7 separate regions of the Homo sapiens genome follow, and regions 2, 3, 4, 5, 6 and 7 are each linked to region 1. Evidence: chromatin loops called from intact Hi-C (ENCODE). Cell type or tissue: mammary epithelial cell. All regions are shown on one strand. Region 1 overlaps SHB (SH2 domain containing adaptor protein B). Region 2 has its middle 130 kb from the start of ALDH1B1. Region 3 overlaps SHB (SH2 domain containing adaptor protein B). Region 4 overlaps LOC107987065 (a long non-coding RNA gene). Region 5 has its middle 92 kb from the start of SHB. Region 6 has its middle 19 kb from the start of SHB. Region 7 overlaps SHB (SH2 domain containing adaptor protein B).

Evidence for each region. A loop is a pair of places that touch in the nucleus more often than their neighbours do. Peaks named below come from ENCODE experiments on the same cell type or tissue, not always from the same donor. Only the 100,000 strongest peaks of a DNase experiment are listed, where the experiment ranks them.
Region 2: it touches region 1 in a loop (10-fold over the local background); 2 of 110 quality-filtered maps call a loop at or near these places.
Region 3: it touches region 1 in a loop (4-fold over the local background); 34 of 110 quality-filtered maps call a loop at or near these places.
Region 4: a loop joins it to region 1, with 14 times the contacts of the local background. A loop is called at or near these places in 6 of 110 quality-filtered maps.
Region 5: a loop joins it to region 1, with 7 times the contacts of the local background. A loop is called at or near these places in 12 of 110 quality-filtered maps.
Region 6: a loop joins it to region 1, with 11 times the contacts of the local background. A loop is called at or near these places in 7 of 110 quality-filtered maps.
Region 7: a loop joins it to region 1, with 2.5 times the contacts of the local background. A loop is called at or near these places in 15 of 110 quality-filtered maps.

Annotation. Positions count from the first base shown.
Region 1 is chr9:38,015,602-38,019,601 of GRCh38, reverse strand. It overlaps SHB (SH2 domain containing adaptor protein B), which reads left to right. Exons shown (of 6, transcript NM_003028.3): 2 at 3,471-3,591. Among named protein-coding and RNA genes, the nearest start is that of SHB, 52 kb to the left of the region's middle. RefSeq lists enhancers at 296-590, 1,953-2,716 and a silencer at 1,976-2,270. In mammary epithelial cell, a CTCF peak has its summit at 2,078; a DNase peak (open chromatin) is centred at 2,181; H3K27ac peaks cover 760 bases.
Region 2 is chr9:38,261,740-38,265,739 of GRCh38, reverse strand. No RefSeq gene overlaps it. Among named protein-coding and RNA genes, the nearest start is that of ALDH1B1, 130 kb to the left of the region's middle. In mammary epithelial cell, a CTCF peak has its summit at 1,984; no DNase peak of the experiment used is centred here.
Region 3 is chr9:37,919,447-37,923,446 of GRCh38, reverse strand. It overlaps SHB (SH2 domain containing adaptor protein B), which reads left to right. Exons shown (of 6, transcript NM_003028.3): 6 at 3,443-4,000. The coding sequence ends at 3,626. Among named protein-coding and RNA genes, the nearest start is that of SLC25A51, 17 kb to the right of the region's middle. RefSeq lists enhancers at 1-135, 1-247, 994-1,093. In mammary epithelial cell, a CTCF peak has its summit at 1,743; DNase peaks (open chromatin) are centred at 916 and 1,656; H3K4me3 peaks cover 327 bases; H3K27ac peaks cover 1,369 bases.
Region 4 is chr9:38,360,879-38,364,878 of GRCh38, reverse strand. The region is part of intron 1 of LOC107987065 (a long non-coding RNA gene); the gene reads right to left. All of the region lies in intron 3 of LOC105376040 (a long non-coding RNA gene), which reads left to right. Among named protein-coding and RNA genes, the nearest start is that of ALDH1B1, 30 kb to the left of the region's middle. In mammary epithelial cell, a CTCF peak has its summit at 1,671 (motif pointing right); a DNase peak (open chromatin) is centred at 1,638.
Region 5 is chr9:38,158,925-38,162,924 of GRCh38, reverse strand. No RefSeq gene overlaps it. Among named protein-coding and RNA genes, the nearest start is that of SHB, 92 kb to the right of the region's middle. In mammary epithelial cell, a CTCF peak has its summit at 2,111 (motif pointing right); no DNase peak of the experiment used is centred here.
Region 6 is chr9:38,086,245-38,090,244 of GRCh38, reverse strand. No RefSeq gene overlaps it. Among named protein-coding and RNA genes, the nearest start is that of SHB, 19 kb to the right of the region's middle. RefSeq lists enhancers at 571-640, 1,983-2,032 and a silencer at 1,979-2,273. In mammary epithelial cell, a CTCF peak has its summit at 2,098 (motif pointing left); no DNase peak of the experiment used is centred here.
Region 7 is chr9:37,943,199-37,947,198 of GRCh38, reverse strand. All of the region lies in intron 5 of SHB (SH2 domain containing adaptor protein B), which reads left to right. Among named protein-coding and RNA genes, the nearest start is that of SLC25A51, 41 kb to the right of the region's middle. In mammary epithelial cell, a CTCF peak has its summit at 1,911; a DNase peak (open chromatin) is centred at 3,328; H3K27ac peaks cover 250 bases.

The sequences.
Region 1 (4,000 bases):
AAGTGCAGCTGTCCCACAAAAGCAACTAAAACTCTGACCAGTCCATAGGGAAGTGTGGCCAAGGGGCAACACCCACCTTCCTCTAGTCCTTTCCTTTGGGATGAACAGCTGCAGACTACTTCCTATCACAAAGTGAAGTTTCTAAGATAAAAACACAGGGGCCCCAGCAGTGTGCGTTCCAGAGAGGAGGCATGGAGAGGCCATCCCCAGGCCACTGCTGGTTTGCTAGGTGACTGACAACGCCCTGCAGTGGGCCCTGTGGAAAACAAGGGGAGGTCAGAGCAGGTCTCCAGGAGGACAAACCTGTGGAAGCCCTGTAGGGGCTTTGGGCTGACCTGGGGTCTGTAGTTTTGTCTGAAAGCAAGAAAGGTGCTTGCCTGGGGTTTAGCACTCATCCCAAGAGGCCGAGCAAACAAAAGATGACGTGGCTCACTGACTAAGCAGCCGCACTCTACAGCCTTTTTTTCTGCTACTGCTCAGCTCTGCCTCTGTGGCTGCCAGGTCTCTGCCAATCTGAGACTAAAAGGAAAGCTTCTTGTGGACCCAGGTGGCCTGGCCTGCAGAGGAGTCCCGGCTGGCTCCCTTTTGGTTGAATTGTTCAATTAGATATACAGGAGTTGTCCACTAACTGGGAAGTTTTAAAGCAAAGCAAAAGCAATCCCGTCAGAAATCCAATCTCACATCTGGAGAAAACTCATTCTCTTTCTTTTAGCTCAAAAAAGCAGCACGCTTCACACAAACCTTCTGCATGGCCATCTGGACTGGCGGTGAGCCCCAGGCAGCTTGGACAGTGGTCACACTGCCCAGTCCTGATGGCTGGGGCCCATGGTACTTCACAGGGCACTCTGGTTGACTGCCTGCTCAACTCTCCTAACACCTGGTTGAATTTTTATTCCCAAAACTAGGACATCATTTTGCAAAAGATCAGACAGTTCAGTGTAGTGTTTGCAAAGTTTCAGGTTGCTCAAACCTCAAATTTCTTTCCCTCCACCAACCTCACTTTGAAGTTCAAAAGCAAATTGATTAAATATACATTTTAGGAACTTTCCAATTTGCTTCTTAAACTAACAGAATTCTAGACTTTTTTTTTTTTTTCAATGGAAGGATTTTCAACTGTCAGCAGGTATAACTGGAACCATATGTCAGCAGAGACCAGGGGCTTTTCCTGGTTTTAGGATTTGTACATTCTTACTGAAACGGAAGTAAGTGGAGCAGGCAGCCGCAGCTCCATGACAGCCTGAGCTCAGATCTCATTTTAATTAGAAAATATAGGTAGCACTTGCTGAATCACAGTCCTTCCAGAACTCCTGTCCCAGGGCAAACAAAGATTTGGTTTATATCCTGCAAACCTCTGTGTTTGCAAATTACAGAGCACTTCTGAGAGCTGGAATGGCGATTTCTAGATTACTATGGAGACTGCAACCCAACTGCCTCTCCCACCCCGCCAGCAAATCCCCCCAAATGATTTTGTTTTCCAGGGGAGACATTTTTTCCCTTCCTTATTGCAAAATAGATGGAGCATGTTCATGTTGAAGAGAGACAGTGAGGAAATCTGGGACAAGAGAAATAAGATTAGATGTCATCCACAGCAGCAACTCATTTTCTCCATTTGGATGTCTGGCCCCTTGAACTCTGAGACACAAAACCCTGCACCTGACCAGCATCTGAACTGTTCCGTTTGACAGCAGTTTATGTGTATAATTTTCTCCCTAATGTATTCTGCAAATGGTAGAGTAGAAATAGCAAATGAAAGACATTGCAAGGCCTAGCTCTCTCCCACCCCTTCTTTCCCTGGCCTGGTGTCATTTGAGCTCAGTGAGTCTCAAGAAAGGCTGCCATTACAATGTCAGCATCTGGAAGCCACCCCTACTGGGTCCCCACTGGGACTCAGAGCCTGAGCCACAGCCACGGAGAAAGTGGTGGAGTAGCGGCAGCGGGAGCCATAGATGCTCCAGTGCTGGGCACTCTGGGCTTCGGTCTTCACTGATGAGCTTCTCTTGTTTGGGGAGCAGTGACCGCTGTGTGCTAAACCTCCCGTTGGCCTCCAGCCACTTGCCAGGGACAGAGCTGCCGCCTGCTGTCCCTTTCCGGGCATCACATTCCTGGCAGCTGGCGGTCACTTGCTCACCCTGCCAGGACGGCTGCCACAAGCTGCCATTTACCAGGCAGACAAAGGGGGATTTTCCCTTCCCCTGAGTTTGCAGGCCCCTCAAATGCCTTACATTCCAGGAGCTGAGAGAACAGGCTCCTGTGGTTTCTAATTAAACCCACAATTTAAATAACAATTCATGTAACCCCAAGGGTTGAGAGGAACGCTAACCTGCCCCCTCCCAAGAGAAGCAGCCGGGTGGCACTGGCTGAGGAGCTGAGGGCTTGGTCTTTGCCAGAAATGTGACCAAAAAGGGCAAGAGGGAAGTCCCAGGACAAGTTTATGATGAAGCGGGGCTAAGCAGGAGGGGCGTGGATTCGGTGGGTTCTGTGCCTCTCCTAAAGGTTAGGAAGTAAAAAGAGGGAGGAACACTTGCCATGTTTAATTGGAGCCTGCAATCGAGAATTTTTACTCTTCTCCAGGGAAAACGTGGAACGGTGGTCTCTGAAGTGTTAGAATCCCAGATACTCAGGTTCTCATGGGAGTGCCCCCCACCCCCAGGTGACTCACTCTTTGTCTGTGAGTTGGAGAATTTTTCTCTGGGGAGAAGAGGCAGGGGCTGTGTTCTGGACTACAGACAAGTGGGGAGCTCAGGCAGGGCCCTGGGAGGCAGAAGATCTGGCCAAGCCTCTGCTCACACTGGACCTCAGTTTACCCATGTGTTGTCGAGGGGTCTTTGGGTTTGTTGCTTTCAGGTCCTTACTGGCCCTGGCTGTCTGTCGATCCTTGAGCTGCTTTTGTGTTTTTATTTGGTCTGTCTGGGGCCACAGTGATCTTTGTATGTAGTTGATCTCACCAAATTGTTGTCTGATGACCCAAGGCGTGGTTATGTTCCAGGTCTGGGGAAATGGAACGCCGAGCTAATTATCTCTAGACAAACTCTTCTGTGCCTCAGCCAGCACCAGGAGCATGTCAGCATTTCTAGGCTTTCTGTGATCTCGTTTCCAACTTTTCCTCCACTTCCATTCCATTAAACCGAGCAACTCACATTCCCTGAGGATGCCCTCCAGGTTCTCGCCTCCATGCTTAGTGTGCATTGTTACCTTCACCAGATGCCCTTCTGTTCTCACCTCACTGTGCCTGGAGCCAGCCAGGCATGCACGAGCTCAGAGGGCTCTTCATCGCAGTGGAGCCCTGCCAGTATGGGTCCCATTCGTTACCCCTGTGAGATGTGGAGCTCCCTGAGTCCGGGCGCCGGCTTTAGTTCCTGCCTCCCCTGCCTCTCCTTGCTCATCTAGCTGAGGCCCAAAGCCTAGCTGTGAAGAGATGTGAAACAAAAAAGCCAAAGGTGGACTCACACCTGCCATCTTCCTCCCTGCAGGTGACCATAGCCGATGACTACTCAGATCCCTTTGATGCCAAGAATGATCTCAAGAGCAAAGCAGGAAAGGGGGAGAGTGCTGGCTACATGGAGCCCTATGAGGCACAGAGGATCATGACAGGTAAGTGGAGCTGAAGCGCAGGGGCTCACAGCTGGGGTTGTAGGGGTAGAAAGGGAGTGAGGGCACTGCCGGGTGGTCCCCAACCAGCCTCACTGGGGGCATGGTGTGTGCTTTCAAGTTGGTAGGTGGGAGCAATGCTGTATTAAGTCTTCCCCACAGTTTACCTGCTTATGTTTCACCTATATTAGGAAAAAAACTGGCCGGGCACCATGAGAGTCCAAATACAAGGATATCACGTGCAGTTAACCAAAGGTAGGGGCCAAGAAGTAAGTGGGGAGAGGAGGGAGAAAAAGTAGTTCTATCAGAAATTTCTGAGTGAAGAAAGATAGCATTTGAGACATAAAACTTTACTTAGAGCTTCGTAGTAGGCAGGGCAAAAAGGGAAGCAGGCTGGGTCACCTGGCTTTCG
Region 2 (4,000 bases), 250 kb before region 1:
CCTTTATATTTAGTACTATTATTGACAACTAAGGACTCACTACTGTCATTCTGTTGCTTGTTTTCTGATTGTTTTGTAACTCTTCTCTTCCTTTCTTCATTTCTTACTGCCTTACTTTGTGGTTCAGTGATCTTCTCTGGCAGTATGTTTTAATTTGTTTTTGTTGGTTTTTTTGGAGACAGAGTCTTGCTCTGTCTCCTAGGCTGGAGTACAGTGGTGCAATCTCAACTCATTGCAACCCCTGCCTCCCAGGTCCAAGTGATTCTCCTGCCTCAGCCTCCCAAGTACCTGGGATTACAGGCACCTGCCACCACATCTGGCTAATTTTTGTATTTTTAGTACAGACAGGGTTTTGCCATGTTGGCCAGGCTGGTCTTGAACTCCTGAGCTCAGGTGATCCACCCACCTCGGCCTCCCAAAGTGCTGGGATCACAAGTGTGAGCCACCACGCTCAGCCTAATTTGTCATTTTTTATTTTTAGTGAACTCACTATAGGGTTTGCATTGTGATTACCATGCGGTTTACAAAAAAAAAACTTATAGATGTAACATTATTTTAAAGAGAAGATATCTTATTTTAGATCACATAGAATAGAAACAAAGAAAAAATGAAAATAAAAGTTTACATTGTAACTCCATCGCCTCCACATTTTGACTGTTAGTTGTTTCAATTTACATATTTTTATATTACCTGTCTCTTAACAGGTTGTTGTAGCTATTATTGTTTTTGACAGATTTATATTTTGGGTTTCATACTAGAGTTATAAGTGCATTTCATACCACAATTACAATATTAGAGTATTCTGCATTTGTGCATGTACTTAATTTTACCAGTGTGTTTTATACCTTCAAATATTTTAAATTTTGTTTTGTTTTTGCATATTAGTGTTTTTTTCTTTCAGATTGAATAACTCCCTTTAGCATTTCTTTCTTTCTTTTTTTTCCTTACAGTAGATATTATCCGAAAACCTTTAGCATTTCTTGTAAGATGAACCTGGTGGTGGTGAATTCTCTCAGCTTTTGTTTGTCTGGAAAAGTCTATCTCTCCTTCATTTTTGAAGAATAACTTTGCTTGATACAGTATTTTTTGATGGTAGTTTTTTCCTTTCAGCACTTTAAAAATGTCATGTCACTCCCTCCTGACCTATATGGTTTCCATTGAGAAGTCTCTTGCCAGAAAGACTTTATGTTTTACTTGCTTCTTTTCTCTTGCTATTTTTAGGATCTTCTCTTTGTCCTTGACATTTGAGAGTTTGATTATGATATGCCTTGGAGTAACCTTGTTTGAATCAAATCTGTCTGGTGTTCTCCGGCCTTCCTGTACCTGGATGTTTATATCTTTCTCAAGTTTTGGAAAGTTTTCTGTTATTATTTCTTTAAATAAGCTTTCCACCTCTTGCTCTTTCTCAGCTCCATCTTGAACATCAATAACGCTTAGATTTGGTCTTTTGAGGTAATTTTCTATATCTTGTTTGCTTTTCATTATTTTTTTCTCCTCTGACTGTGTATTTTCAAATAGCCTGGTTTCAAGCTCACTGATTCTTTCCTCTGCTTGATCTATTTTGCTGTTGGGAGCCTCTAATGAATTTTTCAATTCAGCAAATGTATTTCTCAGTTTTAAGATTTCTGTTTGATTATTTTGTTATTTCAATCTCTTTGTTGAATCTCTCTAATAAACTTCTAAATTGCTTTCCCGCATTACCTTGAAGATCCCTGAGTGTCCTTAAAACTGCTATTTTGAATTGTTGCTCAGAGAGCTCACACATCATTGTCTTGCTGGGGTCCATTACTGATTCCTTGCTTTGTCCATTTGGAGAGTTCATGGTTCTCTGTCTGCTGTTGGTTCTTGTGGATGTGTGTCTATGTCTTTGCATTGAGGGATTCGTTATTCATTTTAATCTCCATATAGCTTGTTTTGCTTTTATTGGATATATTTGCTTAGAGGTTCTTTATTGCTAAATCACTGTCTTCTTTTTGGCTCTAGATGGCATCTTAAGCCCACATTTGCTTTGGCTGTAGTAAATGATTGGAGCACTGCCCTTCCTAAATGGGGTTTCTCAGCAGTGTGGGAAGCCTGGCTAGGGGTTTGTGCCCAGGGGACCTGTGGAATGGACCTCCTACAGCATAGTGCAAATGAACCACCACTCTGATTTAATGTCTCCTTTGGCAAAGTTACAAAGCAGAATTTCCAGAGATGAGGATGCTTGTCTCACCTCCCCACTTTCTGTCTGCCTGTCCTCAGGGATAGTTCTCTCTTTGGTCACTTAGTGATGCTTCCCATGGTTTAGGCAGAGGTCTACTGCCAGGGAAACCAAGGTGGTGGGGAAGCTGGTTGTCCACCTCGATCTCACTTTTTCTACTGTAGACATTGTGTGTTGGGGGAAATTTTTTCATGCTCTTGGTGCTGGGAAGAATGGGAGAAGGGGTTCACAATTGTGAAGCTCAATTTTTCTTACTGTCTGCTTAGAGATTTTTCAATTCTCTGTGGCCCCAGGAACTGTTTCATCTTCATTCTTGAGTTCTGGGATATTACTGGTGATAATCTTGGCACTGTATATTTATTTTTGGTTTCCTACGTAGGGGGAAGTGAAGCCAGCTTGCTTCTACGCTGCCATTTTGGAACCAGAAGCCCAGCCTACTCTCTTATTGTTAGCCAGACTATGTGCATTAGGAAAGGTGAAGCCTCCTCCCTCTGCTTGCTTGCTCTTTCTTTTTCCTTTTTTTTTTTTGTTTGTTTGTTTGTTTGTTTGTTTTTGTTTTGACAGAGTCTCACTCTGTCACCCAGGCTGGAATGCAGTGATGCAATCTTGGCTCACTGCAATTTCTGCCTCCTGGGTTCAAGTGATTTTTGTGCCTCAGCCTCTCGAGTAGCTAGGAATTACAGGTGTGCCATCACACCCAGATAATATTTGTATTTTTAGTAGGGACAGGGCTTCACCATGTTGGCCAGGCTGGTCTCAAACTCCTGACCTCAAGTGATACACCTGCCTTGGCCTCCCAAAGTGCTGGGATTACAGGCATGAGCCACTGTGCCCATCCTGCCACCTGTTTCTTTTGCTGCAATTCTGAGTTAGGAATGGAAGCCCTGATGAGGGTGAGGGTGACAGTGGCCACCTTCTCTGAGCCCTCCCTTCTGCTGATCACTTTTCTCTAAAGATCTCATCACCCTGACCTAATTCAGTCTCTGCCATTTCTGTATACCAAGGTAAAGATGGGCATTGACTGAAAGACAAGGAAGCAAGGGAAAATTCTACATTTTGTAACCAGAGAGCATGGGAGCAGGTGCCCAATTCCAGCTCCACCATGGACTTTCTGTGTAAGCCTGAGTAAATCCTTTCCCTGTCTGGGCCTGGTTTTCCCTGGCCCTTTATTAAGTAAACAAGACCTTTTCATCCAGCAAAGCCACTTCTAGGTCTTTGTCTGAGAAATATGCTCTTATATGTGCCCAGCAGACAAATAAGGCTTGCAGCCTTGCTAGCAACCATAAATAATGTCAATCTAAAATGTCAATCAATAGAAGAATATGTGAGTAAATTAGAGTACACACATAGACTATGTCAGTCAGGGTCTGATAAGGTTTGGCTGTGTCCTCACCTAAATCTCATCTTGAACTCCCATGTGTTGTGGGAGGGACCCAGTGGGAGGTAATTGAATTATGGGGGCAGATTTTCCCGTTCTGTTCTCAGGATGGTGAGTAAATCTCATGAGATCTGATGGTTATTATAAGGGGGAGTTTTCCTGCACAAGCTCTCTTTTTGCTTGCTGCCATCCACGTAAGACATGACTTGCTCCTCCTTGCCTTCCACCTTGATTGTGAGGCTTCCCCAGCCACATGGAACTGTAAGTCCAATTAAACCCCTTTCTTTTGTAAATTGCCCAGTCTTGGGTATGTCTTTATCAGCAACGTGAAAATGGACTAATACAGGGTCCAGTTAAGAAATACCATTAGGCCAGGCGTGGTGGCTCATGCCTGTAATCCCAGCATTTTGGGAGGCTGAGGC
Region 3 (4,000 bases), 96 kb after region 1:
CGGTCACCACCCTGCCTCTCAGGCTGGGGGGCTCCACCAATCAGAACATGCCATTTCCAATCCTCGGCACAGCCCCTTGTGTGGGTGCCACACATTGTCTTTTACTCCCAGCCCCTCTGCTGTCTCTGACCTGCCGTCAGCCCTGCACCATGGGCGCTGTGGAGGCGGAAGATCAGCGTGGAGGGGATGTTTGCTCAGAGTCTGACGCCTCTCATCCGCCCCCTCTGCCTGGCTTCACATGGAACACTGAGGGTTACATGAGGCCCTCTCTCAGGTCTGGGGAGTGCTGAGGTCAGGAGCACTGACTCTGGGCATCTGCTGCTGATAATCACTGTGTGACTTTGGGCCAGACACCTCCCCTTTCTGCACCTCGGTGCTTCAGGACATAGAGCCTGGCCTACAGGAAGGATTGTCCCTGAAGGCAATCCTGGCCAATGCCCCAGTGAAAGCAGGACTGGGGATGAGGGCAGCGGTGGAGGGAAGGTGTGAGGCTGCTTGCAGACCCCTTCCTGCAGGAAGCCCTCAGCGGGTAGGCAGCAGATTATGTTTTGCACATGTGGAATCCAGGATCTAGGGCTGGAAGTACCCCCCAGGGTCATCTAGTCAGCCTCCCTGTGGATGCAGCAGGAGAAGGGACAGAGCCCAGCAAGGCACAAGGATAGCCTGAGGGCCAGGGAACCCACGGGGTGCAGTGCTTGAGCCCAGGAGGGTCAGCATGTGAACGCGCCTTTCTCCCTCTGCCTGAGAATGGTCAGGCCACAGACTAGAGGTTCATGGAGCCCAAGTGCTGGTCCCAGCTCTGCCTTGGTCTCTGAGCTTCATGACCAGTCTGCCCCATCGGCACAGCCTGGCTCAGGGTGGTAAACTCGTGGGTGCTTACACAGGCGAGATAGGAGTGTGTTGGGGGTGATAAACAGCAGGCTCAGACAGGCAGGAGGGACTTCCCGGGGACGTCTAGACTCTCTTCAGCCTGGCAGCTGCCCCACCTCGCTATCTGTCGGCAGCCAAGGTACAGAGGACATTGTGTGGCTTTTAGTACTTGGTGGCCATTCTAAGCCCCTAACCTGGGAACAGAGGAGCTTAGCTTCTGCTTCGGACTCTGTCAGAGCCATTGCTGCTATCACTGTCCACTTCCCTTGCCAGATGCCGTAGAACAAATTCATATGAAATGTTGCCTTCACCCATGTGAGTTACTCTCCTAACCTTGAAAATGAAACTGGCTTGTTCCCCTGCAGCTTCATACCTGCACACTGGCAGACTCAGTTCCCGCCAGCGGCTGTGACCCTCTGCCTGACACCTCCTCCACTCTGTCCCCCAGGTATAGATCTGTGAGAATCACAAAGCCTGCTGGTCCAGCACCCCAAAAACGTAAGGCCACTCAGTGCATGCACGCAGAGGGGAATGATGTGCCCAGGGTCATACCCTCCTCCCTGCTGAGTGTCCCTGGCACCTGCAGCCCCTCCTTACCAGCCCTGCTCTCTCGCCCTTCCACACCCCTTCTCCAGGCAAAGCTGGGCATGTGGCTCTGAGAGCTCAGCTTTTTAACTCTTCTGCTGTTTTCTCAGCCACACAGTTTCAGCGCATTACTTAAGCAATCACAGCCCTTTCCAAACTGGCACAGATCTGTGGTCTCTTCGGCGTGGTGGGTAGGTGAGTCTTTGCTGGAATGGAGTTTTACATTCTTCTTGTAACACACATGCCGTTTCCTTTCTGCAGCCTAAGCGAGTGCGCCGCCTGCTTCTCAGACGTGTCTAGGCAATTCTCCGATGAAATGACCCTTCACTGAGGAGCAGAACTTGCCACAGGCTCTGTAATTAGAACATTGCCAGCCTTAAAAAAAATCTTGATTTAAATTCCAGTTCTTTACAGGAATTAGTCTCTCTTGAAATGTAATTGGCTCTCCCAACGATTTCCTTTAAGCTAAGGGTGACATCTCTAAATACATTATTATGAGCAGACATATTGCTTAGTGCTCGCACTTCATTAAGCATTTGTTCTGCCCATTTAAAAATGGTCCTGGAGCCCAAATTAAGGTGTTAATAGAGTGGGCACTTGTAAGCTTGGGAAGCCCAGTCCTGACTGGAAGAGATGTGTTCAAGCCCTGAGAGCCCCTGTGGGAGCGACAGCGGCTAGGGGCGGAGCTGGAGCGGAAAGGCTGCAAACCTTCAAGTCTGCTTGGAGCTCAGGTTGGGGGAGTCTGCTGGAGGCCGTGGAGATGGGGGCAGGTGATTTGTCAGAAGCTCCAGCTTTCTACCTAAGGGACAGACACCCGATAAAGTGGACTGTGCTTTGGAAAATCTAAAGCATCCACACGTCTGGTGGCAGAATCACAGTAGAATCATAAAAGGCGTGGAACTGAGTGGGCAGGCAGAGGACAGGCTGGTGGAGGGGTGAGGGATCCAGTGTGGCTGCAGCCCTGGTGAGAGCTGGGAGAGGTCTGCTGGGGCTAGGCAAATGCTGGTGGGAGGACTGTGGCTTTGGCCCTCGTGAGCTGATGCAGGCAGGCTGCAAGGGCTGTGTGCTCTGATCTCTGAGAAACCCACCCACTGCTTTTCCTTGAGCAGACTTCAGGTGGCTCCTCCCAAGCAGGTCTGAAGCCAAGCATGGTGGACATAGACTGGGCCCTGCTCCATGGCATGCTCAGAGGAGCCGGGATGGTGGCTAAGTACCTACAGTTCAGGAAGGCATGCGTGTCCTCAGTGCCACCAGATGAAGGAAGGAGCTCTGCCTGTGGGAGCCTGGAAAACCACCCAGCAGAGGCAACACAGGCTGGACCTTGCAGGAGACAGGGTTTATAAAGAAGGGCAGGTAGTACAGACTTTCTGCCCACCTTCCAGTGGCTAAGCCAAGTCACATGGCTAACTGCCTGCAAGGGAGGCTGGGAAATGTAGTCCCTGGCTGGGTGGCCCCTTCCCAGTGACAGTTTCCTACTACTGAAAGGGAAGGACAGATCACTTGCCATCCCTGCCACACAGTTTCCTCCTCTGGAAACTGGGGGTGATGACCCCTGCCCTACCCACTTGTCATGGCATTGGGGACATGAACACACTTTGCACCTGTCAGGCAAGGCTTAAACAGGGATATGCACTGGTAATAGAAAAGAGGGACTAAGTTTTGTTTTGTTTTGTTTTGTTTTGTTTTGTTTTGTTTTGTTTTGTTTTGTTTTGTTTTTCTGAAGAAGTCCCTAGAAGCGCTCAGTGTTGGAATGCTCTCTTGTAGCAGTGGCGGCTGCTGCTGGTTCCGGGTCAGATGCCGGAATTGGGGGTGCGCTTGGGTGCAGCTGCATTTCATCTGGTCCTGGGCCTCGGTCCTGGCTTGGAGAGGTGCAGCTCACAGCCACTTCATGGCTGGGATCCCTTCTGTCCCAGACAGCTGAGGAGACCCTTGGCCTCAGCCTGAGTGTCAGGGGGGTAGTTCTGATAACTCTGTGTTTTGTTCACAGGAGCAACCAGGGTTTTATGCACATGAAACTGGCCAAAACCAAAGAGAAATACGTTCTGGGTCAGAACAGCCCTCCGTTCGACAGTGTCCCGGAAGTCATCCACTACTACACCACCAGAAAGCTACCCATCAAAGGGGCTGAGCACTTGTCCCTCCTCTATCCCGTGGCTGTGAGGACCCTGTGAGCGGACCAGACCTGCCCTGCTCTGTGACAGAGCCTGAGACTTGGAGGTGCCAGAGGCCCCCCACCAACCAGCCCAGCCACTGTTGCTGGCTGTGTCGTTTGTGTTGTGTGTATGGTACTAGCACACCACTGCATGTCTCTAGAATGCTGTTGCCACTTACGGGGGCTGGAGAAGGCCTGGATAAAGACAGAAGGGCGGCAACACACCACCCCAGCCCCCACCCCCACCCTCTCCTTGAGTTTCTGTGAATTAAAATATTTGCAAATCCAAAGAGATGCCTTCCAGGATGAACAAAGGCAGACCAGCTCCGAGGGGCGGGGTAGGGTGGGGCGGGAGCTCCCTGGCTGACATCTCTTTGTTCTCCAGCTGTCTCA
Region 4 (4,000 bases), 350 kb before region 1:
GATGGTGACAACGGGAGCAAGGCTGGGGGAAGTGCCACACACTTCTAAAAAACCAGATCTCGGTCAGGCACAGTGGCTTATCCCTGTAATCCCAGCACTTTGGATGCCGAGGTGGGTGGATCACTTGAGGTCAGGAGTTTGAGACCAGCCTGGCCAACATGGTGAAAACCGGTCTCTACTAAAAATACAAAAATTAGCCGGGAGTGGTGGCCCGTGCCTGTAATCCCAGCTACTTGGGAGGTTGAGACAGGAGAATCACTTGAACCTGGGAGGTGCAGGTTGTAGTGAGCCGAGATCAAGCCACTGCACTCCAGCCTGGGCGACAGAGCGAGAGTCTGTCTCAAAAACAAAAACAAAAAAACAGATCTTAAGAGAACTCATCATCTCAAGGACAGCACCAAGCCAGGAGGGATCCATTCTCACGACCCAGACACCTCCTACCAGGCCCCACCTCGAACAATGGGGATTACATTTCAACAGGAGATCTGGGCGGGGACAAATATCCAAACCACGTCATCATGGTTTTGAAGTTTGACAATCCTAAATTCAAAATCTGTCTCCATGACTTCCCAGCTGTGTGCCTTGGCACCTTAGGTCACCTTACCAAGCCCCAGTTACCTCATAGGAAAGCTGCGAGGACCAAATGGCAGAGTGCATAGTCAGGTGCAATGACAGGCACCGAGTAAACCTGCCATAAGTGGCACCAGTGTCTCAAGTCCTGCTAGTCCCAACGCATACAGAACTGTACAGGGAGACACAGAACTCTGGGATGGGCACCTGTGGTGGGCCAAATAATGCGCCCCAGACATCCACATCCTTATCCCCAGGACGTGGGAATGTTGCCTTGCGTGGCAAATGACACTTTGCAGATGGGATTAAGGACTTGAGATGGGGAGATTATCTGGCTTATCCAGGTGGACCAAATGGAATTACAAGGATCCTTATAAGGGAAAGAGGGAGTTAGGAGAGACAGAGGCAGAGAAGGGGATGTGCAAACAGAAGCAGAGGTTGGAGTGACGTGGGTCCACCAGCCAAGGAATGCAGATCACCTTGCTGGAGAGGCAGGGAGATGGAGCTTCCCCTGGAGCCTCCAGAGGGTGCCAGCCCTGGTGACCCATTGACACTTCTGACCTCCACGAAGCCACCGAGTTTGTGGCACTATGTTACAACAGCCACAGGAAATCAACACAGCGTTTCGGGTGAAGGGATCCTATTTCCCAGACCAGTGGGACTTGGTGTGGTGCATGAAGGGCATAGCTCTGAATGTGAATTCCATGTTCTTGGAACTGGGCCCGACTGGGGCAATAGAGAATGCAGGGCCCCAGCAAACATGGAAGCTCTGAGTACAGTTGCTCCTGACCATGGTCTAATGCGTGTCGTCCACCTCCTCCCTCCTGGCTCACAGACCCACCCAGTGATCCTGCCTCTGTCCTCTCACCCCCGCATCATGAAGCAGCTGCCGGTAGGCTGGACCTCCATAGGGAAAACTGTTAAGTGTGTGTCCACTCCAGAAGCATGACCCTCCCCGGTTTTCTCAAGGACCGTCCTGAAAACTTCACCCTGCGTCTGATGACAAACCAGTATTGAATTTGGAAGCGATTCAGATCCTGCCTTTTTTTGGCTTTGTTTTTTTTTTGAAGGTGCTTTCCACTGATGTCCACTGGAGGGTACTGTGTACGTGTTTATAGGAGGCTCTGAACACAGAACTCAGCATCCGCGTGGCATGCAAACACTGAAGTAGAGAAACATGGACAAAGACATATCTACACACGTGTGCCTATGTTCAGACATATGGATGCACACAGACTCACAAATCATCACACACATAGCAGTCACACATATGCGGATAGATGTGTATATCTATATACAGTCATACGTCACTTAATACGGACGCGTTCTGAGAAAGGCGTCATTAGGCAATTTCCTCTTTGTGTGAACATCGTAGACTGAACTTACACAAACCTAGATGGCAGAGCCTACTACACACTGAGGCTGTACGGAATAGCCTATTGCTCCCAGGCTACAGACCTGTACAGCAGGTACTGTGCTGAACACTGTAGGCAATTGTAACACAATGGTAAGTATTTGTGTATCTAAGCATAGCTAAACATAAAAAAGGTACAGTGAAAATACCATATTATAATTTGGGCCACTGTCGCATATGTGGTCTGTCATTGATGGAAACTTCATTATGTGATACATGACTATGGAGGTACATAAACACGAGCAAGTACGCACGCAAACATGTACTCATGAATACAGTCACGGTGCCATAAAACACACACACAGAGGTGCACGAAGCACATATCCACATACATGGTAGATATGTTCAGATACACACAGGTTTACATAGGTTCATCTACACACACATACACATACACACACACACACACACACACACACGCACACAGACCATTAATCCATACATGCATGTAGCCGATTATCATTGGCAGACAAACAGCCACATGCAGAGTGTCATGAATACACATTCTGACATGCAGACTTAAGCATAAAAACATAGACATGCATCCGTGGCTAAACACCAACACGTGTGCACATACGTGTACTCCCTGGCCTGGGCCTTTGCTACTTCACTTGTTCAAAAAATGCAATCCCTTGAGGGATGATTAACACTGTGGTGTTTTCTAAAGAAAACAATGGAAATGTCAACTTCATTGTCCCTATAGAACTGTTTTATTTGTTAAATGTTAGTGAAAGGCATTTCTAATAATGTACTGAGTCTTTTAAGAGAAAAATAGTAGCCCTGCTCTGACAAAGCAGAAAACCCAAACCATAGTTTCGCAAACACCTAATTAACACATGGAAGGCTCAGAGCTACTCTAAAAGAGATTCTGTTTTTTTTTTTTAAAGTGGAGAAATTTCAGATTCAGATAAAACCAAAAAATTATGTGAAGTTGAAGAATTGTTAGGTCCAAACAAGTCCTTCCTTCTCAGAAAGGGTGATGATAAAGAAACATGGAGACTTTGCAAATGATTATCAGATGGCCAGGCCTGGAAATTTGCCTTTGATAAGACAAAGACATTAAAATAAAGGAAAACATGAAAGGAGAGAGAGAGAAAAGGGCCTATGAAAACAGTTGACTCTATAATAACATTGCAGAGCTGAGAAAAGTCAGCTGTCAGAAATGCATTCCGCTTGGCAGCCAAGCCCTGCCATGAAGTGCGAGTGGAGCACACTCCAGCAGAGGATCCAGGGGGTGTGAGCAGCTTTGCATGGACACACGCTGTTTATTGCTCGCCTCTCTTCACAGGATCCTCAGAAGGCAGGGGAGGATGCTCAGGGTCTGGGCAGGACACCCAGGTCCAAGTCCCATTTCTGCCACCCCCATAGCGGCTCCCTGCTCATCCCTGGGTCTCGGTCTCCCTAGGTATACAGTGAAGAAGTTGCCTTCTCTAATCGCTAAAGTTCCTTCCTCCTCTGACACTATCATTACCAGCTCCCTGCACCTCTGACACCCCACTGCCTCTGGTGACCGGAATCATTGCAAGTGGCTCTGTTTGTGCATTTAACAAAGTGCTGGTTCCAGCCCATCAGCTCAATACCAGCGAACAATAGCTCAGGAATAGATAAAAGGCATTCATCAGGCAGCCAGGCCCAATTATCATGTCACGCTGAATGAATGTATTTTAAAATCTTTTCTGACAAGAAAATGTTCCATGTAGGTACCTTCAAATTAGCTGGAAAATCCAGAAAATTTGCTATTAGGCCTTCTTTGAAGAACCTTTATTCCCCCCCACTGTTCCAGAGGAATTCCTTGGATATTATTAATTCCTTCCAAGAGTGTGACCTTGTGCCTCCTGCTGGGACTGAGACACTTTTCCTGTCTGCTCAACTCCACGGGAGCCATTGCAGATGACACACACATGGCCCGAATGGGAGATCACCTGTCCATCAATTTCAAGTGTCTGGGCGCTAGTGGAAATTCTGTTCAGTTTTGCTCCACCAGCATTTGCTGAGCATCTGTTGTGTGTCTATGAG
Region 5 (4,000 bases), 140 kb before region 1:
CTCTGCCCACCAGGAGCTCACAGTCCAGTAAGAAAGATCAGACACAGACACAAATAACTACAATACAAGATAGGCCACTATTCATACCCTGAAAGGAAGATAGAGAAAGTGCAATGCACACACAAAAGGAAGGGGCAATTAAATCTGAACAGGATTAACAGTTCACTCGATAACTGGGCAAAGCCAGGAAAAGACAATTCACAAAAGGGAACGTACTCCAATAAAACAAATATATGAGAAAGTCTTCAGCCTTACTAGTAACCAGAAAAATGCTAATAAAAATTACGAGATATCTTTTTACGATTATTAAAATAATAAAAAAAATCTATTTCAAGCCATAATGCCCCGTGCTCTCAATGGCACAACGAAAGGCTCTCTTGCACAATGCTGTCGGGTGGGAGTGAAGTTGAATAACTACTTGAAATCAATTTGGCAATAATATCAAACATCACAAAAATGTTCCAACTTTATGACCCAGTCATCCCCCTTCCAAGAATTGGTCCAAAGAAAATAATTCAAGTTAAGGAGAGGTTTATGTGCTAATACACGAGATGACTACAGTAGCAGTTATTTGGAAGCAGTCTAAAACCCAGGATCCCCTTCCTACACAGGCTACCTGGTCCTTTAAAGATCACCACATTAGTGGAATCTGACCCTGCCCCCTTGCTCCACAGGAGGAGCCAGCTCCTGAAAAATAGGGTTAGTCTCTGTTTGGGTGGCTGTGTTGTCACATGTAAAGCTTGGGTATGGTCAGTGGGTATTTTCTGCCACATGGAGAGGAAAAGCAGAGGAAGCCAGTCTGCTGAAGAAGAGGGGAAAATATGAAGCCAAGGCAAGCACCAGTGCCTCAGGCATCTGCACCCAGGTTCCAGGTCCCCGCAGCCCAACATTTCTAACCTTGGTTTCTGCAAGATGCCCCAGCAGCCTCTGCACAAAGATCCCTTTTGCCTAAGCTCTTTTAGGTTGAGTTTCTGTCACTTATAACTATTACTAACATACAATGGAAGAGTGGATAACCATTAACAATTGTGATGTTATGAAGCAACATAGGAAAAAAATAGTTTGACCTAATAAAGGGAGAAAAAGAAAAACAGGCTGGGAGGCTGGGCACAGTAGCTCATACTTGTAATACCAGCATTTAGGGAGGCCAAGGCAGGAGGATTGCTTGAGGCCAGGAGTTCAAGACCAGCCTAAGCAATATAGCAAGAACTCCTCTCTACAAAATAATGGGGGGAAAAAAAAAAGCTGGGCATGGTAGTGCATGCCTGTAGTCTCAGCTAATCAGGAGACTGAGGCAGGAGGATCACTTCAACTCAGGCGATTGGGCTGCAGGGAGCCATAATCCTGCCACTGCACTCCAGCATGGGTGTCACAGAGAGATCCCATTTATATTTTAAAAAATTAGATACAACATTACATGTGCACTACATATACCAATGTATGTGCACAGGGAAACTGGAAAGGGATATATTAAAAGTTGTATCAGTGTCAGCGATGTGATATGAGTGATTATTTCCTCTATGCCCTTACTTGCATTGCTTTTCTTAAAATAAAATTCTGATTGAGGAGATGAGCCATAGACCAAACAACAGTGATGCTAAGTGAACACTGCTTGTTGCCCAGAGAGAGGGTAGATATGGAGCTGGGGAACTCAAGAGAAGGATATCTTTATTACCTCCAGCTGGAGAGATCAGAAAAAAATGACGAAGGAAGCAGCATTTGAAATGGGGTTTCAGCAACAGGAAGGACTTGAACAGGGAGCAAAGTGTGCCAGGTGGGAAAGAAAATTGAGATTGAGAGAAAAGGATAAATGGGCGTGGAAGAGCACCACATTTAGGGAAGGAGGAGACATTCCCTGTGGCAAGAGCAGAGGGTACAAAGTGGAGATCAGTAAGAAATCAGGCCACATTGCAGAGGTTTTAAGCTGGCGACCTTCAGGCCACATTGGCCCAGTTTTTTTTACTCACTGGTGGGGTGATCACATATTTCTAAATTAGGTGCTATGGCTCTCATCTCTAACCCTATCCCCTCTAAATTTGCCTTTTATGATGACAGCTGGGACACTAATATTCTGCTTGGCCTGCTGACGATCTCTTAGCCTCTGCCAACAGGGGGCGCTAGAGAGAGATCACAAGGTGGAAGAGCCAGGGAACCACACAATGAAGGTGGGAGCCCTTCCTGATCTGGCTTTAACTTGTAAGGTTCGATACGCACACGTCATATGATCCAGCAACCCCACTCCTAGGTATGTCTTTGAGAATCTCTTCCATGCGCCCTGGGAGGCATGACCAAGAATGTTCATAGTAGCGTTTCATGATAGCAAAATACTAGAAGCAAACCAAATGCCTAATAGCAAAAGAATAGATAATACGTGGTGTTTTACACAGTGAGATATTACACAGCAGGGAAAATGAATGAACTAAGCTACAGGCATCAACATGGATGAATTTTAGAAACAACGTTAGGTGAAAAAAAGTAATTTACAGAAGACTGTGAATATTTTATTGTAATATCAAACAGTATGATTTTTTTATAAAGTTCAAATGCAAATAAAAGTAAATAATATATGGCTTTGGAATATGAATATATGTGCTAAAACTATCACAAAACAGCCAGGAAATCATAAACACCAAAGCCTGGGTTGTGGTCATTTGTAGGGGAGGTGAGGGCTAGAATAAGAAAGAGGTACCCAGACACATGCAAGAGTACCAGGAAAGTTCTAGTTCCAAAAGTGGATGGTGAGCTCATGGGTGCTAATTTTACTATCATGTTTTGCAATGAATATATGCATTACAAATATTGTTCTATATATATATAAAACATTTCCTAATAGACATCTTGAAAAATTCAATCATAAAATAGCTTGTGACCAAGAAATGGTGTTTTCAGGAGGATCCTGTGGGCTCTGCCCACAAATGTACTGGTGGCTGAGGTCTGGGTGAGGATGGAGGTGCTGGGTTGGACTCTGGCCAGCACCATGTCCAGGTATCCCACCTGTTTGCTGCATCCCCAGGCACAGCCACCCTTGAGAGGAGTCAGGAGAGCCTTGACCTGGACATCTGGACCAGCTTCCAGTTCCACGTCTAGCTTACCGAGTGACCTTGATCAAGCTCCCTCACCTCAGTTTTCCCATTTGTACAATGGGAGAGTAGGGAACAGGTGATTACTCAAAGCCTTCATTCTGGTGTTATCGAGTGGCCCAGGTGCCTTGATGGAAAAGATGAGTTAGGAGCTTGATGGTCCTGCTGTCACCAGCTGGGGGACTTTGGGCCTTTTAAGAAGCAGCTTAACTTCTCTCTGCTTAGTTTCCTCATTTGTTAAATGGGGATGGATCAGGTATCTGCCTCATAGGATTATTGTGAGAATGAAATAAAATAATACTTGTAAAGCATCTAGCATAGAGTCTGGAAGAGAAAGCCCCCAGTAGACAGCAGCCATTGTGTGGACGACCAGGCAGCCTGAGTGGCCACACCCTGCTGTGGAAGTGTCCTCCCAAGGGCCACACTCCAGGAGGTGCACCTGGCCCATGTCAGGCCAGGCCTTTTCCCGCTTTCATCATCACTGGCTCCCCCAGTGCTGTCAGGATTAGCTCATTAGTGTGACATTCAGGGCCCCTGCCACCTCTTGCCAACCTCCCTCCCAGCCTTCCTATGGTGCATCCTTCCTTCCTGGTGCATCTGATGGTGTCTGAGTCTAGTCTGATGCCCCGGGGTAGATTCCCACTCCACTTCAAACCAAGGGTGTTAATCCTGTTCACCCCACTCATCAGTAACAGGCCTGAGGCTTACTCCACAGCTCCGGGGATGCAAGGACCATTGCACACTTTCCATAATAAAACCAGTTTGCCCACCCATGTCCATGGTCGACAAGCAGTCCCTCCACCTCCCTTATATGTTACAGAAAGCCCCCAGGCTTACACAGTCCAGTTCTCAGGGCCACTGTCCCTTGTGGTCATGGCTGCCCCGCTTCTTGCTCAGACCCCTGGGGGCCATCCAAACGC
Region 6 (4,000 bases), 71 kb before region 1:
TTGAAGGTCACTGTGTCTTCCGTTTTTATGTTGGCGTCTTTATTTCTGAGATCTTATCTCCTTTTTTTCCCCCTTTGAGATTCATTAACATCATGATGGGAAGGAATTCATTACCTTCATGGCTGTTGGGAAGAGAGGCAGGCAGGGGGGATCCAGCAGAATGGAGTGTCTGAAGCCTACAGCACTGGCTGTGAGGTGCAATGAGATAACCAGGTCTTCAGGGTGGGCCCAGAGCTGCTACAGGCTGGTGGCATTTTGTGCCAACTCTTGGGGCGTGTCTAGCTTCCACCCAGGCTGGGCCTTCCAGAGGTTATCAGCAGTGAGAGAAGCAGCTGCTAAACCTTCACCTACAGAAGAGTAGGCTGGGCAATCTGCAACCAAGTCAGAGGCTGAGGACATGAAAGGCAGTCCTCAGGACCCTCCCCTCATCCATAAAACATGCCATGCAGAGTCATTTCACCCCCCAGCATCCATTCACTGTTCCAGAAAGGTACACCTATTCATCTTTCTCAAAAATGTTTATGGAGAGGAATTATCAGCAAGAGAAAACAAATTCTCAGGCAAGATACTGCCCTTTGTGGGATATCTATTTCTGTAGAACCCTGACAATGGGGATGATGTCTGGTTTGACTGCGGTATGCCTGAGAGCACTGGGGAGAGACAAGCTTTAGGAAAATCCCTGGGGCTGGGGGGATTCTGCTACCCTGATGCCTGCCTATATGATGGCTTAGTTGAAAGACAGATGTTGAAATGAAGTTTCTGAGATTAAAGGAAAGTGAAAGGGGGTGTTCTTTACTTGTTGATACACTCAAAGCTTGCACAGGCTCTCAGGCCAGAAGACATGAGACAAAAACTAATAATGGTAAGAAATGACCCCCCACTTCAACTCAGCTGCCTCAAGCAGGAGGATTTTTCCCATCAGGTGCCACAGACAGAGGACAGAGGACCTACGAGCTTCTCAAGAGCCTCGAAAAATGTTTCATGCACTACAAAAATTCTCATTGACTCCAAGTTACAAAATGAAAATTCCACAGTCAAAATGTAATGAAATGCCCTGAAATTCTGTGTTACATCAACTCTATACATCGTTATACTTAGTATCTGTAAATTTTTTTATATTTGAAAAGAATTAGCAGATTCTTTCACTTCAAGGAATTCCTAACTATGCACAATGATTTCTAAGAAACCACAGCCATTGAAAATAAAATTAGCAAAATAATCCTCAAAGTAAAATTATTAAAATGCCCCCAAAAACTATTTTAGAGAAAATGAATTGCATTTCCAGTGGGATGTGGGGGCATTTTGGTGTGTGCTATGTCATGGGTCAGTGCATCTAGAAATTATACTGCTCAGCTTCTACAAAGGTCTGAACAATCCTGGTCCCAAAGGACCAGGGCCTCCTCAAAAGTTGTAAAGAAAGCAGGTGTACACAGGCAGAAGTGAGAAAGACATGGTCTTTGCAGCCAACTAACTGTTTTGTTCATGTCACTCAGAGACCATTGAAACTGAAAGGAACCCTGGTCATCATGGTGCCCAGTGCAAGGGTGGGGCTGGTCTCTCAGTCTCCAGACATCAAACTTATTTGGTAAGATGAGACACCTGAGGCTCAGAGAGGGAGAGGTCATCACCTAAGGACACACAGTACGAGCTTTCATCAGGGGCCATAGACACAGGATTGAGGAACTACAAGGTTAGAGATCAGACTCCAGACCCCTGCCTCCCAGACTCAGTCCTTGCCACTGTACTATGCCTGGGCTTCCTGCTTCCTTCTCCAGGACACTGAGTCATCCCCCATCCTTAGCAGAATATGTGGGTCACTGGACATTCACTTGCTGGTTTAATTTTGGAGATTCTAGCTCCTATTCTTAGATGTTTATCAATGTTTGCCATCCGTCTGTTCATCCTTGGGCTTTCCTAACCTTGGTCCAGGCACGCTGCTTCCTAGGCCTTCTGGTTGGAGGCCCACTTTATCCTGTGCAAATCACCTAGGCCAAGATTCCCCTTCCAGCCAGGGCTCAACTAGCGGACCAGCCAGCTGGCTGACCCCACAGCCACAGCAATATTTTGGCACCTGGACCATGCCCTCTCTCGCCCCCTTGTGGCCACTCGGAGAGGTGCACCACCTGGGACTCAGGGTCCACCCCATGTGTGCCAAGTGCATTTGAGCCAGCTTGATTATTATTTCTCAAAAGGCTTCCTTATTCCTGGATGACCGTTACTTGGGCAGCACTAACTCTTCTCCACTCCTGCTCTCCCATTTAATTGTCCATGGCAGCCTCAGACTCCCCGTTTGATTCATCAGTCCATCAACTCCCAAGGATTCTTGAGCACCAGTCAAAGGCGATCAATCTGTGGATGAGGATGCAGTCCATGGCGGGAAGTTACAGCCAATAAAGGGCAGCTGAAGCACTCATCAAAAATTTAATAATTTGTGGTTCAAATTAGACTGTGCCAAGAACTTCAAGAATTAAGAAATGGGGTAATGTAGCTGTGGAGGTCCCAGCGAGAAAATAATCAAATTGGTCTTTGGGAGACAGGAAGTCTTTTGAAAACAGAAGGAAAGGAAGAAGAGAATTCTGGAAGAAAACAAAACCCATGAGAAGCAATAACTAACAGCCTGAGCAACATGGGGAAACCCTGTCTACACCAAAGATACAAAAAATTAGCCGGGCGTCGTGGCATACACCTGTGGTCCCAGCTACTTTGGGGGCTGAGGCAAGAGGATCACTTCAGCCTGGGGAAGTCAAAGCTGCAGTGAGGCAAGATCATACCACTGCACTGCAGCCTGGGCAATAAAGTGAGACCCTGTCTCAAAAAATAAAATAAATTAAAAATAAGTAATAACTAAGGTAGAATTATGGTTTAAATAGTATTTCCAAGGAAAAAGATAAAATGGAGATGAACTTTTTTTTTTTTTTTTTTTTTTGAGATGGAGTCTCGCTCCTGTCATGCAGGCTGGAGTGCAGTGGTGCAATTTTGGCTCACTGCAACCTCCACCTCCCAGGTTCAAGCGATTTTCCTGCCTCAGCCTCCCGAGCAGCTGGGATTGCAGGTGTACACCACCACGCCCAGCTCATTTTTGTATTTTCAGTAGAGATGGGCTGGCCAGACTGGTCTCGAACTCCTGACCCCAGGTGATCTGCCCCCACCTTGGCCTCCCAAAGTGCTGGGATTACAAGCATGAGCCACCGCACCTGGCTGAACTCTTTCTTATTATCTTCTCTAGGTGCTCAGATTCCTTTGTTAGTTCTTTTTGCAAAGCACACACCACACTCTGACTCTGCAATGTTTACATGCTCTCCCTTCTGCTATTCATTAAGACCCTCTTGGCTGCAAGTAACAGAAATCTAACTGAAATTAGCTACAGTGAAAAAGAAATGTATGGATGGATATAACTGAGAAGGACATGGAGAACACTGCATAAAGTAAGCCTTCAAATCCAGGGCTGGCACAATATAATCAGTGTGCTCTCTTTTTCAGCTCTGTCTTTTGCTCTGCTTTTCACTGTTTGGGGGCCTCATTCTCTCCTCCCACAGCTGGGCTTCCTCTAAGTGTCAGGGATAATGGCTTCCAAGGCAACCAGTTTCACATCCTTCCAGCTGTGACCCTAAGAAATAGTAAGAAAATGTCTTCTCCACTTGTCTCCAAGGAAAGCCTTTCCTTGACCAGCACCCCACTTCTCTTCTCTCCCCTGGATCACAGGAGCTAGAAGCCTGGGAACTACATGTTCCAGAATCCCTGTCTTCAGAGTCCTGCATCGAAAAACACCCATGAGAAGCACTTGCCAAGATCTAGAAGGTAGAAAGAAGGCAGAAGCCAGATTTTTGCCCCTCTGGCAATGTCAAACTTTGGGCTTAGGCAGACATGGCATTTTCCAGCAGCTTCTAGGTACTTTCCTGAAAATCTCAGGCCTTGGGATTGGAGGCAACTGAGATCATCCCTAGTAGTTTTCCGAGTTCCTTCAAATTCCCTATCTGTGAAAGCTAGTGACAAAACCAGT
Region 7 (4,000 bases), 72 kb after region 1:
TGCTCTTCTCTAGGCTGCTGGTGCCTGCATAATTCGTTGTCTGCCATCAGACCTGATGGCTGAAAGAATCGGGTCAGTTATGGCAGCCGAGGAAAGTTCAATATGCTAAACTGCAACTGGGGCCGGGCAGAAGGTGGCCAAAGCCAGAGGAGCGGAATTGGACTGAGGAGAGGACAGCAGCAGGGGGGCGTGCACACCACCAGGCATGCTGATGGGGCCATCAAGGTGAATGGTGCTCTTCTGGGCTGTGAGAGGTAAAGGAAGCAGGTGGCATCAGCGACAGGACTCAAGTGTCACCAGCCTTCCCTGCATACTGGGCTTCCTCAGTGCTCCAGGGACCCTCTGGGGTGCTGGTCATTGGGGGTTATCACTCTGTCTCCCTCCCCATCTGTCTCTGAGTTCCTCAGTGAACCTCATTCCTCCTGGAATCCCCGTGGCTGGGGGCCTGGCCTGGAGGGGCCTCCACGAAAGGATCAGGGAGGACAGGACAGAGCACTCCATGCCAAACCGGGCCGTTCATCCTAGAGGACCAGAGCCCCATCAGCTGCTCCAGCTTCCTGTTCTTCTAGGCAGAGGTGGGGAAGTACTGAGCCCTTGAACTAAGGTCCTGCCGGGCTGGCACTGGGGCCCTGTGGTGACTCCAGTGCAGACCTGCCTTCGAGGGAACAGCAGCCTATTGAGTATCCAGGATGTGCCAGGGCTGAGGTCCCAACCAGGGAGCACACAAGGAACCTAGACCCAGTGGCAGAAGTAATAGTGCCAGCTGTCTCCTGCAGAATACATTTCTCAGTCCCCTGTGCATTGTACCCTCAGTTATAAAAGCAGGCCCAGATGTCAGCTCACAGTGGGGCTCAGAGGGCCAGAAGCGTCATTTCCCCTCCTCACTGGGGTGTGCCATTCCCTAGAGGGTAGGACCACCCTTGACGACACGTTGATTCTGCCCTCACAGCGTAGGCATGCAGTCCCAAGGGCCCAGCTGTGTTTGGTGGGGAAGGTAGAGGACGGGCCTCGTGCCTGGCCTCCTGCACTCACTGGCCTTGTGGCCTTGGCCAGTCACGCCATAGGGGCCTCAGTGTCCTCATCTGTGCACTGCGTATGGCAATGAGCTGCTGACAGACAGTGTTCCCAGCCCAGACAGTGCTGTGTCAGTGTTATCTAGTGTGATTCCCATAACCCTGCCCCTGTTTCCTGGGGTCAGCCCTGCAGTTTGATTGAAGTCCATTTTTAAGAGCCACAGGAAGGACCCATTGTCCAGAATTCTGGATAGGAGTCCTGTCCTGCCACTCGCTGCTCCCTGTGTGACCAAGTTTCTTCCCCTACATCTGTCCAGTGGGGAGTTGGGCTTTGATGGGCTCTAAGGCCACCTCCACCAATGACATCAGGGGTTCTCTAACTCTCCCCATGTCCCCATCTGTGGGCTGGACCACCTGCACCTCCCAGGTGAGGGGAGGACGTCGAGGGAGACTGGGAAGGCAGCCCAGCAGCCTCTACCATCAACTCTGTGTTTGCCTTCCCGCACCCATCCCATGGACCTCATTATCAGGAACTGTCATTTGGGTGACCCATCTGAGCCCAAAGGAGCTGGAGGTGAGGTCTAGTTTTGCATGCAGATCTAGAGGCATTAGATCACCACCTCCAAAGGCCGGGGTTGTTCTCACCTGCCCAGCTTTCCCCTGAAGAATGCCAGAATTGGGGAGGTGGGCTGGGCTGGGCATCCTATGGCTGAGCCAGGCAACCCACTCAGGGGAGATGAACTTGCTTCCCAGAGGAGCCCCAGCTCCCGATGGCCAGTCCAGCTGCTGGTTGGGGAGCAATGCCCTGGAATGAATCACCTCAACCGCAAGGGGAACCGTCCTGGTACTGCATATCCTGGCTGCCTGGAGCAAGCACCATCTTTGCCAGCCACCAAGTGAGGGGCCTGATCTCTCAAATACTCAAGGCTTGCCTGGCAGGGGTGGGTGGGGAATGGCATTCTTGACACTGTCAGGAGCTTGGTGCAAATTGACACTGGAATTCCAGCTATGCTGGTTATCCGCCTCTGGCCATTTTCATGTGAGTTTGTCCTGCCCTGAGGGTGTTCTAGGATGAAGAAAGGATCTGGGGGAGTTCAGCCTCAGAGGACACCCCGTGCACCCTTCCCTCAGCAGATATTTTTCAGAGCCCTCCGTACCAGCCACTGGGCTGGGCATCAGAGAGAGTCCAGAGGTGAGAACAGTCAGGCCCAGCCTCCAGGGGCTCAGCCTGGCCAGGCCAGCCTGTGTCTTGTTGTACACAGGTCTGCACAGGGGGGTCTTGGGAGCCCAGAGCTGGCATGTGGGTGGGCAGTCCCTGCCACAGAGAGTCAGGAGAAGCTGCAGGGAGAAGGCTGCACCTGAACCTTCAAGAGAAGGCAGGTGTTCCCCAGACAGGGACGGCTAGCAGGGCAGCTCAGGTAGAGGGGACAGCCCAGGCAGAGCCATGGAGGTGCAGGAGAGCCTTGGCGGGTCTCGGGGGCTCCCAGAAGAGTTGAGATGCAGTTCTCAGTGATGGGGCCACTGACGTGCAGGTTGCACTCACCAAGGTCCTGCGAGGCATTTTCTTCCTCATCTTAGGCTGGGGGAAGCCGAATGCCTGCCAGGGTCCACAGCAGAGCCAAGACTGGAGTGGAGGCCATGGGACTCCCAGCCATGTCCTCCCATCTCCTCCCCGGCATTCCTTACACTCAGTCGAAAGGTCTTCTGACGTCAGACCTAGAAGTGTTTGAGACCCATTTACTCTAGTCCCTTTGCCTCATGGGGGTGGGGAAACTGACACCCAGAAGGGATTTAGGGTTGGTGTAAGGCTGCCCGGCTGGCAGCTGACCACTGACCACAGAGATGGTGACAGCTTCCCACTGTGGTGACCAGACAGGTCCCTGGATCAGCCCAAGCTGCCACCTGTCGGCATCCCACCCCCCAACTTTCTGCACTTGCAGTGACCCACAGTGGCGCCTGCACACCTCATGACATCTCAGAGCCCCCTCCATGGCAGGGGCCCCTACCTGTGAATCGTCTTCGGCGATTCTGCCTGATTGCCCTTGAACACTTTCCTCATCCCCTCCTGCCTGCAGAACTCTCTCCCTTGGCTGCCCGCCAACTCATTGACCTGGCACCCACCACTGGCCCCTGGATACTCTCACTCCAGCCTCAGGGAGCAAAGGGTTGAGCTGAGAAATTGGCAAGAAAATGTCAAACTCTTAACACAGTTTCCTGTCTCTGGAAAGGCTGGCAGTGGAGGAAAGGGATGAAAAGCCTTGAAAAAAATCTCATTAAAAGGCTCTTCAGGCACTTTGGCCTGCGAATGAGTCTTGGCAAGTTCTGGTTTGGTGAGTTTTTGCAAAGGAATGTGGACAAGATGAGGGAAGGACTTCAAAGACTGGGGGACTTCTAGCTGGGGGCAGACAGCAGGGAGGCGGGGTGAGTGCTGTGGCCTCCAGTTCTGCTGGGCAGGCTCTGCCCTCATGGAGCAGGGATCCTGTGTGACCCATGGGAAGGGGCACCGAGTGGCACCTCTGAGGCCTCTGCAGTCAGCAGCTTTGACAAGGACCCAGCCCCTGCTTGGTTGAGGTGGTGAGAGTCCCAAAGCCAGTGGGGCTAATGGCTGCATACAGTCCTTACGGAGGGACCTTTGGCTTTCTAATCCCCGAAGGCAAATTGCCTGGCATCTTGCAAACGTGACCTAAGGAGACACCTCTGGGGTCTGGCCTGTTTCCATCATGCTGTGGCACTTGGTTGTTCACAGCCTCTCCAGCCCAGCCAATGAGCTCTGCCCCGTCCAGTGTCAGTTACTGAATGAGCTGTAGCCCTGCAGGAGCTCACAGCCTCACAAGGAAAGGAAGACACTTACACCTATAACTCACGGAGAATGTGTTCAGGGCTGCCCGAAGTAGAAAGTACTCTTTCTATGAAAGTTTCCAGGCTATGAAAGAGGGAAGGAATCAGGAAGGGGAATGTGAAGGATGAGCAGGTCTTAAACCCATGCA